Regions from separate parts of the Mus musculus genome. Here region 2 is linked to region 1. The links are chromatin loops, found by intact Hi-C in ENCODE. Cell type or tissue: left cerebral cortex. All regions are shown on one strand.

The links. Hi-C counts contacts between places; a loop is a spot of excess contacts. Peaks named below come from ENCODE experiments on the same cell type or tissue, not always from the same donor. Only the 100,000 strongest peaks of a DNase experiment are listed, where the experiment ranks them.
Region 2: a loop joins it to region 1, with 2.4 times the contacts of the local background. A loop is called at or near these places in 2 of 42 quality-filtered maps.

What each region holds. Positions count from the first base shown.
Region 1 is chr12:28,970,982-28,978,981 of GRCm38, reverse strand. The region is part of intron 1 of Gm31508 (predicted gene, 31508); the gene reads right to left. Among named protein-coding and RNA genes, the nearest start is that of Gm31508, 65 kb to the right of the region's middle. In left cerebral cortex, a CTCF peak has its summit at 4,042 (motif pointing right); DNase peaks (open chromatin) are centred at 3,517 and 4,299; H3K27ac peaks cover 3,399 bases.
Region 2 is chr12:29,079,890-29,087,889 of GRCm38, reverse strand. No RefSeq gene overlaps it. Among named protein-coding and RNA genes, the nearest start is that of Gm31333, 58 kb to the left of the region's middle. In left cerebral cortex, no CTCF peak of the experiment used is centred here; DNase peaks (open chromatin) are centred at 3,884, 4,607 and 4,981; H3K27ac peaks cover 2,291 bases.

The sequences.
Region 1 (8,000 bases):
GCTCCTCTAGGGAATGAATGACAAGAGAGAAGGGTTCACAGCTCCATCCTTGACCCTGAGACCCACAAATTCTAGTTATTGTATTCTCAACACCCTGGTGCATGCTACTGCATCCTCTGGGATACAGGGTCCTCTTGTTGCCGGGTGCTTCCCTGAGTTGGAGGTTAAGATAATCCTTATAACCTTAGAGTCATTCTACCTCATCCTAGGTTCTGGGTCCAGGTGTGATATATGGTCCCTGGCTGATGAATACTAGCCCACCTAAAAGTTAACATCTTGGCCTGACACAAATTAGGTAATATCTGTCTAGGTTAGTCAGTTGCAGGTGGCAGGCTATAGTGAAGATAGTGACCTTGGGGCTCCATGCGATAGCAAGTCACTCCAGTACTGTGACAGAGAAGTAGCCTGATCCCAGGCCAGTTCTGGGAGGATGGGTGTGGCCACTTGGGGAAGACATGGCTGCAAGAGGCCAGGTAGGCCCAGCCTGAGGCGCGGCTGCTTCCTAGAGGAGTAATGGATGGCTGCCCATCAGCTCAGGAGCTCGGTAGCTTCTCTCTCTGCTCCACAATGAATTCTTCCCCAAGGACAAACTCTATGATGAGTCCATGCCAAACCATCAGAGGACGATGCATTCCCCATGAAAAATGCCAAACATCACAGAAAATGAAGGCAAGGGAAATGACAGATGTGAACCTTCAAGGCTTGTGCAGTCCCCTCCAGCCGCACCTGTACCTCTCAAGGCTGGGCGTCTTCCCCGGATCTGCTATCAGTGCTCGGTGTGCTCTCATCCTTGAAACCCAGCAGGGCAGAGAGACTTCCTATTAGCCTCCAATGTGCCATCAAGAGAGGTTAAGCATCGCTGAGGGGTGAACAAAGGAGCTTTGGTTCTGAGGAAAAGGGACAAGTCTTTTCTTGACTAAGAAAGATTTGTGAAGGAGAAAATTATGTCTTAAGTAATAACAATGTGAGGATTTTTTTTAATACAAAGAATTGACTTTAATTCTCCAAGACTTTTTTCTTTGAGACAGAGACACCAAATATCCAGAACACAGTGTGTAGCTGTGGTTTGATGGAAGGTTGCAGTTGGCTCTCTGGAGACTCACTGAATCAGACCCTAATTGTAAATATCTGTGGTCTCCTTTTTCAGCCACTAAGTTGATAACATCTCAATGCACTAGAAGACAGTTTGGAGTCACGCTGCCTGCTCAGAAGGGCTGGCTCAGGGCTAGAGCCCAGAGCATCGGGTTCTGACTACCTGGATGAGAAGGCTGGTATATCATGTTGCTAAAAGCTGTGCAGAAGCAAGATTCTGGGTCTAATTGTACCTGGATTAGAGGCCACAGAATCCAGACCACGTTGTCCTTGTCACTAGAGCAAACTTATTCAGTTTGGCCTTCACACAGTGAGGAAAGGCTTTGTGGAATCTCTGGCTTTAAAGGTCTGAATCTCCTATTATTAATAATTTAAAAGAAAAGATCATTTCTGTTGACTTTTGTTTGTTTGGTGGTAATGGGGGGGTAGGAAGCCTTTTGTTTAGTTTTTGAAATAGGATTTTATTAGGATTTTTTTTACTAGGATTTTATCCTAGGCTAGTCATGTAGCTGAGTACAACCCTTAACTTCTGATCCTATCCCTACTTCCCAAATGCTGGGGTTACAAATGTTAACCCCCATATTTATGCAAGCCTGTGGATCTAACTTAGGCTTCCGTGTATGTAACAAATACTCAACTACGTGAGCTATGACTCCAGATCTGATTTTAGGGGTTTTGAGACAGGACTTTACACGAAAGATTAGGTTGTCTTTGAACTCATGACAGTTCTGACCTCCCCTTCCAGAGAGCTGGGATTACAGAGTACATATGTGAGGCACTGTACTCAGCTCTGGCTTTTCAAATGTGCATTGTTGGTCATGGACTAGAACATGGGAATAGCACTCCCTTTGCCTGTTGGTTTGTTTTAGAATGAGATATCAAGAGGCAGCCCTTTGGCTATAGGAACAACTGTTTCCTCTTTCTCTTCGGAAGCCAGCAGAGAAAACTCAGCACAGAACCAAGGATGGAGAAATTACAGCAAGTAGAAGGGGAGAGAGAGAGTCCACGATGGCCTTGGACTTGTGGGGATGAAGGGTTGCTTGAAGCCTTAGGGAGATTCTGGGTGAAGGAAACAGACTACCGAGTCTGGACTCTCTTCTGGGCATGGGTGCTCTTGCCGAGAGAGCAGATCCTAGAGCCCAGGACAGGACATCCGTACACATGACTGTCTTTGTTACCTACACACAGCAGGATGGCATGGACTATTGGCTACTCCGATACTGCAAAGGCCTTCATTTCTTTTTCCTTTCTTGAAAGGGGCTTTCATGGATCTTAAACTGGCCTCCAACTTACTATGCAGCTGGAGAATGGCCTTGAACATATGATTCTCTCTGCTCCTCTTCCAGGCTCGCGCCACCATGTCTTGTTTACACGGGGCTAGAGAGCAAACCCAAGATTTTATACTTACCTGGCAAGCACCAGTCCCTACTACAGGGACCCATTTCAGCACCTGAATTTCTCAGTTAATGGCTGAGCGCTGGTGACATCTTAACTGAAACCGAGGCTATAGCATGACCAGGGTGGCACATGTCAGCAAAAGGCCTCAAAGAGATGCGCTCCAAGTGTAGCCTGAAGCTGTGTGGGGTGTGGAGGGAGGATTAATGGAGTGCAGAAGAGAGAGGAAAGAGAAGGCAAGCAGAAAAGATGCTGATAGGTAAAGGAAGGAGAGGGGTCAAGACAGAAACCATTGTTTGAAAAGAGAGGAGGCAAAGAAACAAAGGACAGATGCCTAGTAGCAGGTGGGTAGAAACAGGAGGAACTGCCTGAGGAAGGGCTGGCCTGGGTCTGGGTCCGTTCCACTTCCTACACAGGAAGAGGCATCATTGCCCTGTTCTCTGAGTCGGACCTCCCTGCAGAGTAAGCCCTTACTTACTCAGAGAGGGAGGCAGACACACCTCCCTCACCATAAAACCAAGGAGAGAACAGGAACCAGGACAGACAGGCAGCAAGGACAGTCAGACACAGAAGTTCTTGGCTGGCTAGAGCCCTCTCATAGACAGTCATGCTGCAGCAGGGCCTCTGCCCTTGACCCAGGACTCTAAACTCAATGGTGCACATAGGCACCAAGGGGCCCACCCCAAAGGTGTCTAGTACTGTATCTCTGAAACCTCAGTCTGTTGTACGTGTGTGTGTGTGTGTGTGTATGCGCGCGCATGCGCGTGCATGTATGAACATCAATATAATTACTGCTTCTACCCTGAAGAATTTGATTCTGTTTCTCCATCTTAGAAACACTCTAGTCACGCTCCGTAGCCAAGCTCTAGTGCATGGTGAATGAGACATTGCCTGCCCCTGGTGCTGTGTATTGTACAGCACAGCCTGCCACACTGTATGGTAGAGGACACAGTGACTGTGCATGGTGCTGTGTATTGTACAGCAAGCATGCCTGTGCACAGTGCTGTGTTGGACAGCAAAGCCAGTCACACTATACATTGTGCGCAAAAGCTTTTTGGCTTGCTGAAGCATTCCTGATGTGTTTAACCGCAGTTCCACCCCAACTCACCTCCTCCCTCAGCCCGTCTGGTTTCACCTCACCAGTGCATTCACACATCTCCATACACTCTCTATCCCACTTGTACCATGACCTACAAGTCACACCACCCACCTCCAACCCAGCCCCCTCCACCACCTCTCTACCCTCCCCACCTCCACCTACCCTTTACCTTCTGCACCCTTCACTGCACCCTCCCCCACCCACCCACCTGCACCTTAATTCTGCCTGAGCCTGAGCACAGCTCTCATCTCCAGTAAAGAGCTGCTCCCAGCCTCTGGCAGACCATTGTACTTCCTGTTCTCAGTGGCACAGCCCTTATGCCACCGCATTCCAGTCTATGTTATCCTTTGTCCACCCACCCCACCTCCTGTCTCCTCTCCTGTCCACAGAGAGCTCAGGACAGAGACTCTACAAACACCATCAGAGAAGGGCACAGTGGCTTGCCTGCAGGGGGAGCCACAGAGCCACCAGCTCAGACAGGACCCACCAAGGTCCAGCCAGGACACCCCACCAAGAACTGGAGTAGTTTTCTTTTTTCTTCTCATCTTCCAGGTCATCTCCCTGCCCTGCACCAGCAATGCTTTTTGAGAAGAAAGAAATACCGAGTTAACATTCCTTAACAGCAGATGTGCCATCATGTAGAAAATAAAGCTCTCCCTCGGCGCTCTGCGTTGGTGTGCCTCAAACAGTTCATTCTGGAACCTGTCGGTTTCACATGCTCTCTGTTGCCATGGTAATGCTTCAGTTCGAGCTGGGAAACACTGGCACACATTACAAAGGATGGCCCTGAGCCTTGCTCAAAAGTCCTCAAACTGAAATGGAGCCTTTACATGGAAGGCTGAGGCCTCTAATTCAAATGTTGGCTGACAGTGGCAAGCTCAAGGCAAACAGGTGCACACAGAGCTGAAAAGCTGTGGCTTCAGGACTTTTATTTGTCAAAGAACCATTGACCCCATTGCTGGAAATGTTTTCAAGACAGGGTATCTTTCTGCAGCCCAGTCTGGGTTGGAACTCACTATGTAGCCCAGACTGGCTGCAGGCTCTGAACACACTCTCTCTGCCTTTGCCCTACTAGTGCTAGAATTATAGACATGAACCACCATACCCAAACTTAGAAAAGATTTTAACACCTGCTTTGCCCTCTCTGCTTTCAGGCAAGAGGCACTTTATCTCACTATAATGACTTAAGGACCCAGAATCCATAAACATATCTAAATGAAGTCCTTGTGAGCACAGCACAGTAATGCCAGCTCATGGGCATCAGGCTTGGGACCCTGCTTCTCATGAGCTCTCACTAGCATGCCAAGTGTGTGTTCTCTCCCATGTGGAATGATCTCCAGGAATCTCCAAGGACAGCCAAGGAAAGGATAGATGGATGGATAGATAGATAGATAGATAGATAGATAGATAGATAGATAGATGAGAGCTGAGTAGATAGAATGCCAATACACTATGAATCTTGTTAGGTATGGAAGCATAGTCACATTTAAACCTTTTAGTTTTAAAGACACAGACAAAAGCATCTACAGGTGAAACAGGTGTCCGTTATTGACAGTGGTAAGCAGATAGGAGAATCTGATAACATATTGATAATTGTAGGTAAGGATAATGATTAGATTGGTTAATTGTGGTGTCTGTGCCTCTTCAAGTACATTTAAATTTTAAATTTTTTCATAACAAAATTTAAAAGAAAGATAGGAGACACATTAACAAAACCAAATTAAGACTTAGGGACTGTGGAGGAAGAGGGAGTAGAAAGACCTTAAAAACCAGAGATCAAAAAGGACTCTGGTGAAACAGTATTTTTTGGACATAAAAATACCACAGGACTCATGAACTCACAGCACATGTGGCTGTCCGCACAAGACCTGTACAAGAACAAGCCAGTCTGCAAGCTCACAACCTCCCACCTGTAGCTATGGAGCTATTGGCAGTTAATGGCTCCTTGGGAAGGCAGACTCAGTTTTCCTTAAGGGTGTATCTTCTGGTAGGTCCACAACTCTCCAGTGGGTGACCTCAAACCTATGTGAATATAGGGAGCACACACTGGATTCAGTGGGTCAGAGGAGGAGAAAAGGAGGAAAGGAGAGGAAGAGAAGGAAGAGGAGGAGAGGGAGGAGGAGAAACCCATATAAACAAGACTGGATCAGTAGCAGTATTAATGGACATATCAGTGTAAAAGGAAGAAAATTTCACAGGGTTCCACCCCTAGGCAAAGAACTGTAGGCAATTGGGCAATTCTTGACAGCTGGGATGAAAATTAGCCTTTCCAGCAATGAGTGCTTTTATTGGTTGTTCAATACAGAGTGATCAGCCTTGAAACCATATACATACAAGCATCAATGTGCGTGTGTGTGTGTACACAGATGTATATATGCACACACACACACACACACACACACACACACACACACACACACAATATAACCAGAGAGAAAGAGGCGATCATCTTGAGAGTGGGAGGGCATGGGAGGGATTTGAGGAGGATATCTAGAAGAGACTTGAGGGAGGAAAAGAAAAGGGGAAGCTGTATAATTCTATTTCAACTAAACACATTTTTTAAAAATATAAATTTCCCCATGCTTTTCTTGAATCTAATCCCTGGCTAACTCAGCCTTCCTACTTTTGTAACTAGATGCTGTAAACTAGTGGTGTTTAATACTGATTGTCAACTTGGTAGATCTAGAATCACTTCAGAGAGAAACCTTTGACCATGTCTTTAAGATATATATAAGATATATATAGACTGGGTTAACTGAGGTGGGAATACCTATGCTTAGTATGGGCAGCATGTTACACATACTCCATGGCCTGGGGTCCCAGACTGAAGGAAAAGGAGAATGTGAGCTAAGAATCAACAGTCATCTCTGTCTGCTTCTTCACTGTGGATGTCATGTGATCTACTGCTTCCAGTCCCTGCCGCCATGACTTCCTTCACAACATCAGCTTGTACCCTTGAACTATAAACCAAAATAAAGCCTTCCTCTCCATATAGGGGGGAAATTGGGAGAGAGTGGGAGATGGATCTGGGGAAAGTTAGGGTAAAAAGGTGAATATGATCAAATACATTGCATGCATTTACAAAATTCTCAAAGAATTAACAAAAGTAAACCCCACCTGCAGGGCTGTCCCAATAGGAGCTCAGTGTGTGTCCACTCCTATCTGTGAAGCACCTGCCTGTGCCAGGTTTTGTGCAGTGCAAAGGCTCCAGGTGGGTAAGGAGCCGCCCCACAAAGAGCATAAAGAAAAGCTGAAGGAGGCAGAACTGGCCTTGGGAAGAGTATTGAAGGAAGGCCTTGCCCTTTTGTGCTCTGTATAGTTAATCAATGAGGCTGCCAGGTGTTCACTCAACTCTAGGGAGCTCCACACTATGTACAGTGAAGAGCCGGCAGGGAAGACGGGTGTTTGTCTTGTAGAGAGCAGAGAAAGCACAGTGTCCCGCCGAGAGGTGGCCAGGAGACCCAGGTGGGTGTCTGCAGAATATCTAGGTCAGGAATGATTCAAGAAAGACCATCATGGAGAAACACTTTTCATGCTGGGAGGCTCTACTGATTCTCTATCTCCTAAAGTGATTTTAAAAAACAAACAAACAACAACAACAGCAACAAAAAACAGTTCCTGATAGTTAGGAGCAAACCCTCACCTCTGATTCTATCCTGGCTGTAGGTAGGTCCCATTCACACAGCTCAATAGTGTCAGAAGGAAAGGGCTACGTGCTGAACCAATGCATTCTGAATATTGTTCATCTTTTCTAAGATATAGTTTATATAGAAAATACAACAAAAAGGGAATAAAGCAATTCAATCTCCATTGCCTTGCAGCTTTGAGGACAGCTAATGTTTCAATCAACCTAACGGGTCATGCCAAACAACTGTGTCCTGAATCGAACGGTTCATGGGTGTCTTGTGTGCGTTAGTGCTAATCACTCAGCCTCTGGAAACAGGAGCCATGTGTGTGACTTTGCTCCGGCAGTGGTTTCAAAAACAATGCCAGGCACTTATTAAATATACTCATCAGTAAGTGTGTGTCTCTAAAACGTCTTTGACTATTCAATAGTGGAAGCCTTAGCTGCCACGTCAGCCAGGAGTCCTACCCTTCAATGTTATATGGCACTCAGGAAAGAATTGGGTTTCTATCTCAGAATCCTCTATAAACTCCTTATTTTAAAAAGGCAATCCCCTTTAAAGAGCACTGTGCCCTTCAAGCACACAGTCTGTCCAGGAGTCCCTCCCTGGGTGAAAGCCCTCCACTCTAACCCAGTCATCCTTCTCCAGCCTCACCGTCTACCTGTCCCCTTTCTACCACAGAGAGACCTTTAGGTTCCATGGAAGCCATATCCCATAGTGAGGGCTCCCGGGGGGCTTAGCAAGCCTAGTGGAAGGCTGCCCATTCCTTGCTATCTCACTAAGCAGGA
Region 2 (8,000 bases), 110 kb before region 1:
CATAAAAAGAAAACCAAATAGAAATATTGGAACAAATGAATTCAACAAATAAAATAGAAAATCTAGTTGAGAACCTCAAGATCAGAATAAATCAAACTAAAGAAAATATGTACTAACTAGAAGACAAATCTCTGAAAATAACCCACTGTTGGGGCTGGCCTGCGGCTCTCATGTCTGGGTTCGAGCCTGGAGGCAACCTGGAGCTGAAACAAAAGAGGGAAACTAGGCAGACAAGAGAGAGAGAGATGGAACCAAGACAGGATTCTGATCAAGGCTCAAATTTTTAATGGTGGACATGCTTTATAAAGGAGGGGGAAGCCCATTCCCGCCAAATCATCCTTGGAGCCCAGCTGCAGGTAACCATGTATAGGCTCCAGAATAGCTAGGCAGACTCCCAGCAGGTAGCAGCAGCTGCAGTGGCTGAACAATAGAGTGATCTAGGGAGGCAGGCTCCACCCTAGGTGATCTCCTTAGTGGGATAGCAAGGTCAAGGTCTGTCTCCGCCTGCTTTCAGGCTTGTGGGAAGCTACAACCCACCAAGAATCAAAGGAGTCAGAAGGAATTTAAAAAGAATGAAGTCTACACAAGTCTTACAGAAAGGAACAAGAAGTATAAAAAGAGGTAGAGATAAAAAGGGTACAAGAGTATTCATTTCCAATAAAAGCCTTTGAATGTAAACAGTTAATTCTCCGATTGAAAAAAACATAGGCTAGCTGAACATATTTTAAAAAATAAGGTCCAATGACCATACTGCCTAGAAGAAACTAGTTTCCACAGCAAAGACACACAGGACCTGAAAGTGAAGAGACAGAAGAAGGCCACCTACACAAAAAGAATCAACTGTGATCAGGAATCTCAGCACCAGTCTTGTCCATGACAGTTAAAAGAAGTGAGGAGGGTTAGCATCTAATGATGAAGGTATCAATTCATCCAAAGAAAATAAGTTAGATTGATATGTGTGCCAATGCTGGAGCGCTCGATTATAGGAGGAAGGGGTAGGCCCCAGTACAACAATTCAATGCCTCTCCTGGATCAGTCCATCGTCCAGATGCCAAGCTCAGCAACAGACTTCTTAGCAGAAATCCAACAAGCCTGAAGAATGGTGTGGGGTAGCAGATCACTAGATTTAAACTATAGAACAAATGGACCAAGCAAACACCAGATATTTCATCAACTGCTGCAGAATATACATTGTGCTTTTCAAGTCATAGGCATTTTCCAGGAGACACCAAGTGCCCAAGCCAGACAAGGTTCAAAGTAGATCTAATAACCAAACTCCCAGATAGTTCTCAACAAGTTCACCTGTATAACCAAAATACACAGCACACTCAAGTAGGATTTACCTACCTCAGGGATGTAAGGATGGTTCAACAAATGCAAACCAATAATGCATCACCACCTAGCATGAAAAACTAACCTATGATTATCTCAGTATATAGAGTAAAGATACAATGTGTTCCTCTCATGATACAAACAGTCAACCAGCTGGGCACAGAAGGAAGAGACCTCAACATGATAAAGGCTGCTTATGAGAAACCTGTGACCAACATCAATGTTTTCTCTAAGATCAGAAATAAGATGAGGCTGTTTGTGGTGATGTTTCCAGAAGGGATCAGCTTAGGAGGGAAGATCTTGCCTAAAAAAAAAAAAAAATGGGTGATACCATCCCAGAGACTGGAACCTAGATGGGTGGTGGAAAGGAAAAAGCTACTGTGCTCTCCTCTCCCCCTTCTCCCCTCCCCTCCTCCCTTTCTCTCCCTTCTATTCTCTCTCTTCCCTCCCCTCCTCCCTTTCTCTCCCCTCTATTCTCTCTCTGCCCCTTCGTTCTCACTCATGGCTGCTGTGATGTGAACTACTCCCCACCATGGGAGTTCTTCCTCAATGGGATGAAGGGAACTTCCTGAAACCACAGGTCAAAATTAATTCTTCCCCCTTATTTTTCTCAGATACTTGTCGGAGAGCTGAAAAGTCTGCTTCACACATAATTCAGTTGAGGGATGCAATATCCATAAGATATAAAGAATTTAAACAACTCAATAGGAAAAAAAATCATTTAATTAAAAGGTGGGCAAATGACATGACTAGCTATTTCTCTAATGACATACAAGTGGACCACACATAAAGAGTCATGATCAATATTATCGATCATCAAGAGATGAAATCAAAGCCATGGTGTGATATGATTTCACCATAGTTAGAATGACTATAATCAAAAAGATTTTTTTTAAGTGGTAAAGGCTGAGAGAGTGTGAATGAAAGGGCACTGTCCTACTATTGGTAGGAGTGTAAATTATAAATGCCATTATGGAAAACATAACAGAGATTCTACCCACCCCCAAACCCAATAAAATAAAATAAAATAAAATAAAATAAAATAAAATAAAGCTAGAAACAAAACCAGCATATGATTCAGTGAGTATGTATCCAACAGAAATGAAGACAACATTGGCACTCATGTCCATTACTGCTCTGCTTACTGTGGAATCAACTACAATGTCTACTGACTAATGAGTGGATAAAGAAAATGTAATGTGGATGCATAGATGGCTCTATGCATACGTACACACGTGGAATATAATTCAACCATGAGAAAATTAGGTTCTGCTACTTTTAGCAACATGGGAAGAAAACTTGACCTTATAGTGTGACCATGTATAGACACTTCAAAGTTCAAAGCTCATCTCAGAAAAGTTACTCAACCTGAGAAGGAAGGAGGCATGGATGACCCAAACAGGCAGTTGTGTAGAATGACTTCTAGTGTGTTCTGGTGTTCACTGGAGCAAACATGGATCTGTGGCTTCTATAGAATACTGGCAAAGATTCCTACTACAGGAAGACTGTGTTGAGCTATCATGTTTAAAAACAAACCACAAATAAATCTAACCAGATTCTCTTTAAAACACATGTAAATCAAATAGGAGCAACAAAATTTCCCACTTTGTTTTCTCTTCTGAATCCCCTATTTGTGCAACAGTAAAAGAACCCAAGGGGCTGGAATTCAGAGGAAGAAGCCACACGGCAGCTACAGCTGACAGTATTCAGCAGAATACTTCAGACTAATAGATTACAGATATTCTCAGGGTACAGAAATGATGTGCCTCAAGTGACAGGTGTGGCAATGACCCCAATCTTATCATTACACAGGGTCCATGTATTGAAATGTCACACAATAATGCATATGTACAGCCAGCCTCATCAGTTGAAAATAAGAGATGTATTAAAACACAAATGTAGGTCATGAACATGGTAGTGATTTCCAGTAGTTAAAATTGATGCTATGCCTGGTGCTTTCTTCTCTCTCAGACCCACTGCTCACACAGAGTCATCACGTGTAAAAAGGACTCTGCTCTGGCCTGTAGCACAAATTGGGGTGTGCCTTCTTCCACATCCTGGCGCCCTGATTCCTTCTTCACGTTGTCATCTGTAACACCCATCTCAGAGACTCTCCATCTTTGCTCACCACCCCACCCCACCAGGGCTCTCTTGACAGAGCAAAAACAAGACACAATTGAACGCATCAAATCCCGCGTGCTAAATCATATGTGAGCGTTTGCGTGCCGTCAAGCAATCAACTTCTCTCTGTCCTCCCTTCTGAAGCCCCCTCTGTATTGCAGCAGAGAATCCAAAGGGTTGCGATTTAGGAGAAAACCCCGGGAGGCCCCCATCACAAGTGGGTGTTGCGGCTCTGAGCTGAGAGAAGCCACAGAACCAGACTGCAGCCTGGCACACGCCGCCACTCTCCCTCTTTCTGCTGCCGATTGCCCACGATGAGGATGCCCGCCCAGGCTGGCAGAAAGTGCTTATCAGAGAATGTTCCCTGGCTGATCATAACTGATGCAGTGTGCTGTGTCAAATCGCTTCCTGTTTCCTGACTGCGGATGAGAAAGTGTGATCAGAGCAGAGAGCCTTTGCAACAGCTCAGAGCCATCACCCGGAACAGGTGCAGTCTCCCTCCATGCCTCCTACTCAGCCTGGCTGACACCCACCCCCATCCGGGGCTGGTCTTGGCTCACTGTAGAAAAGCTGTGGACTGGTTTGGGGAGACACTGAGATAGACTCCACAGCAAATAGCTCCCCCGGAGCAAGCTTGTGGGTCTCAGCTTCTACAGGATGCCAGCTTGGATTCTGCAGGACTCTCCATGTGAAGCTACTAGGTCTAAGAAAGCACCTCCTTCCATGGATGACCTCAGCGTGTTCCTTCCACCTCACTACCCTTGCTCATATTCATCATCAATCTTCGTCCACTTAGGGACCTCCCTTGGAGCAGGCACTCAGACATGCTCTTTGTTTTATTCTCATTCTCCACATGAACAAAAGGAGCCTCCTAGAAGTAAACAGTGAGGTCATATGGCTGTAAGCATCAGGGCTTGTCCTGGACACACTGCCCTAGTGTCCCTACAGTGTCCTCCCATCTGCCTGCTGTACCTTACCCAGCATCCACTAAGTCCCTCTCATTTGCTATTGTTACAAGTGCTAAGCTGCAATGGATTTTAAAACACTGATCACTCTCTCTGTCATTACACAACCGCTACCGTTCAAATGAATGGAGCTAGACCTAAAGTTAGACAGCTAACAAAGGTGTATCAGATAGAAAAGGGGGCAGTAAGTAAGGAAATGTAGACAGACTGGGCTACGAGGTCATGGCAGGTGAATGAGCCTCCCTGGGACAGAAGCACCAGAGGGAAGACAGAAGTTTCCAAATATGTCTGGAAGAAGAGTCTCCCAGAAGATGCACTGTGGGGTGCCCACATGAAGAGACAGGGGAGGGACTGAGGAAGCTAGGAGGATGAAGACAGCCAAGGCCACTGTAGGTGACAGTGAGTTCCCAGGGAATCAGACACCGCAGTGAAGACCTCAGGCGTTTTTTTTCCTGGGTTTGACAGGCACTAAAAAAAACGTTCCGAGCAGCAAGCCAAGGAGACCAGATATTGTTGGACTAGGACTTAAATCTTCAAGAGCAGCAGTTGAGAAACTCGGGAGACTGTACCAAAAAATCCAGGGGAAGGTAATAGGCCAGGGTGGTGGGGAGCCAGTTAGCGCTGAGTTCTTTTCAGGTAGCAGGGTAGGAAAGCCCAGAGCTTTGACAGCTACAAGTCACCGGCTTTCATAAAGCAGGCACAAGCCCAGCTTGGGAACTTCAGAAATAATGTGTGCTTGGAATGAAGCCCTTCTTCTAATGCAGGAAAGCCTACTGAAGAAGAAGTGAGATGGTGCCATGCCCCACCACCGAGGGGCATGTCCACTTGCCCCCTGCCAAGGCACACTCCCATCACTGTGCCATGCACTTTGAAGCTCTGTTTGCTTTGCTTTAGTTTGTTTTATGCCTTCTCATAAGCAATCCAAACCTTGCATTTGGGGCATCCCCTCCCTCTGCTTTTTTACTGATTCTGAATATCACTATATATTTTACAGTCTGAGGCAGTTTTTTTTTTAATTTTATGTAAGTAGAATTATAGTCTCTGTCTTTCTTCATTTCTTTTCCTACTCATGATTCTTTTGAGATCTATTCATCTGGTTTCTATTGATTTGGTCTGTTGGCTGCTCTGCTGTGTGCCACCCGTTTTATGTGCAGGCAACAGCTTCTTCATTTCCCTGCCAAAAGGCACCCAGGTCATCCCACCAAATCACAAATGCTCCACGAGTATGCAAAGCTTCACGGCCTGCATGTCTTTACGCACTTTGTAAGACGGTGTGTCATTGTTATGAGCCAGGAAATAGAACTTCTGGGTCAGTGGTACTGTCACATTCCACTCAGATCTTTTCAAAGATTTCACGAAAGCAAGGGTCCAGAGTCACCTTGACCAGCAGAAATGGCTCCTGTCTCTGCAGCGGCTACCCTCACTAGAATCAAAAGCTTCTAATTGACCATCCCCTTCCTAATAACAAGTCCATTACCAGGATTTTAAAGTTTCAGCCATCTAATGATTATGAAATATGCCTTGTTTATTTCATTTTTAAAATCCCCAGCTTATGTGGCTAGAGCGATGGCATAGCTAAGAGACGGTAACTGCTTTACCAGAGGACCTAGGTTTCATTCCCAGCACCCTCTTGGAAGCTCACAACCATATGTAACTCTAGTTTTAGGGAACCCAACACCCACTTTTACTTCCAAGTGTACCAGGCATGCACATGGTACACAGTTGTGAATGCAGCCAAAGCACCCATACAAATAAAATAAAAATAGTGAATTTTTAATTTAAAAGATGTTCAGCTTACTAGAGAATCTGTATATGCAATGAGAGGAGGGTGAATTGCATTGCTCTTAAGATAAACTGACTTTTGTTTTTGGTGTGTGTGTGTGTGTGTGTGTGTGTGTGTGTGTGTGTGTGTGTGTGTGCTGAGACAGGATTTCTCTGTATAATAGCTTTAGAACTGGAACTAAACTAGGCTGACCTTGAACTCACTGCCTCCCAAGTGTTGGAATTAAAGGCAAGTGCCACCACACCCAGCTGATAGACTGACTTCTGTAATATAACATTTAAAAGTATCGTCTCTTCCAGGCCAGTGAACAGCTGAGTAGATAGAGGTGCTTGTTGTCACAAAGCCTGACTATCTAGGTTTAATCCCTGGGACTCAAAGGGTAGAAGAAGAGAAATAGCTCCCCCAAATTGTCCTCTGACCACTAAAATTATTGTGATGGCATGTATAGGCACATGCGCATGTGCGCACACACATACACACATGCATGCTCATAGATAGATGATAGATAGATAGATAGATAGATAGATAGATAGATAGATAGATAGATGCCCAAAAAATTTAGTCCTGTCTTCCCAATGTCTATAGCTATTTAATTTCTTATGTTGTATTGGATAACTTCTCCAGGACAACGATGGATGGAGGTGAAATAGCCACTGTCCCATTCGCTGCTTTAGTGTGAACACATTAAAGATACAACACTGAGTTTTACATTTGTCATGAGCATGACATTGTTGCTTTGGGTGGTTTTATTCATGGAAATCAGGTTTCAGTCTTCCTAGCTCTCTAAGCCATTTTATAATTAAGTCGTATGAGATTTCACCAAAATGCTATCTATTAAAATAATCAAGCCTAGGCTGGGGAGGCGATTCTGCACAGGTGAAGACCTGCGTTCAGAAGGCCAGCATCCACAGAAGACATGATGGCACTAACCACCTGTAATCCCTTTGCTGAGGGAAGGGACGGGGAGGGCTCTGGAGCTCACTGGCTGGTCTGCATAACAGAGCCCTGAATTTCCAGTTTAGTGAGAGACCCTGCTTCGAAAACCAGAGTGAGAAGTGATCAAAAAAGACACCTGACATTGACCTATGGTCTCCATGTACACACATGCACATATATATGCATACACCTGCATGGGTGTCTCCACACACTTGCACACGTAACACACACATACATAAACCACCACCACACACATATGCACACAAAACCACACCCACACACACCTGCATGTTTACCTCCACAGACTTGAACATATAGAGAACACACACATGCATACAAAATCACATACATACACATATACATACACTCTACTACATACACATACACAGAATATCACACATACACACAATATCATACATATACTCCCTCACAAACAGACACAAAAAATAATCAAAAATTATTTCATTTTTACTGCAAATTTTTATCAGGTTATTTTCTGATGTTAAATTACCTTTTAATTGTGAAGATAATTATATCTCATAATGATCACAATTAATTTTTATACACTGCTTAATTCATTTTGCAATTTAACATATGCTTGGCTCACACACATCCATAAGTAAGGTTAGCATTAAAGTCTGTTTCTCATAGACTTTTTCCATTGATGATCAAGTTTATAGTAACTTCAGAACGTGACTCAGTTGCCTTGCTGTTCCATGAAGCTATTAGTAACTTGCAAAGGTAAAATTGCAGCAATGCTCTGGTAACTACTTTCGAGAATTTTTTTAGATCATTTCATACTGTTAGTGAATAGTGGTCTGTCCCATTATATTAATTACATTAGCATTTCCAGACTTTTTATA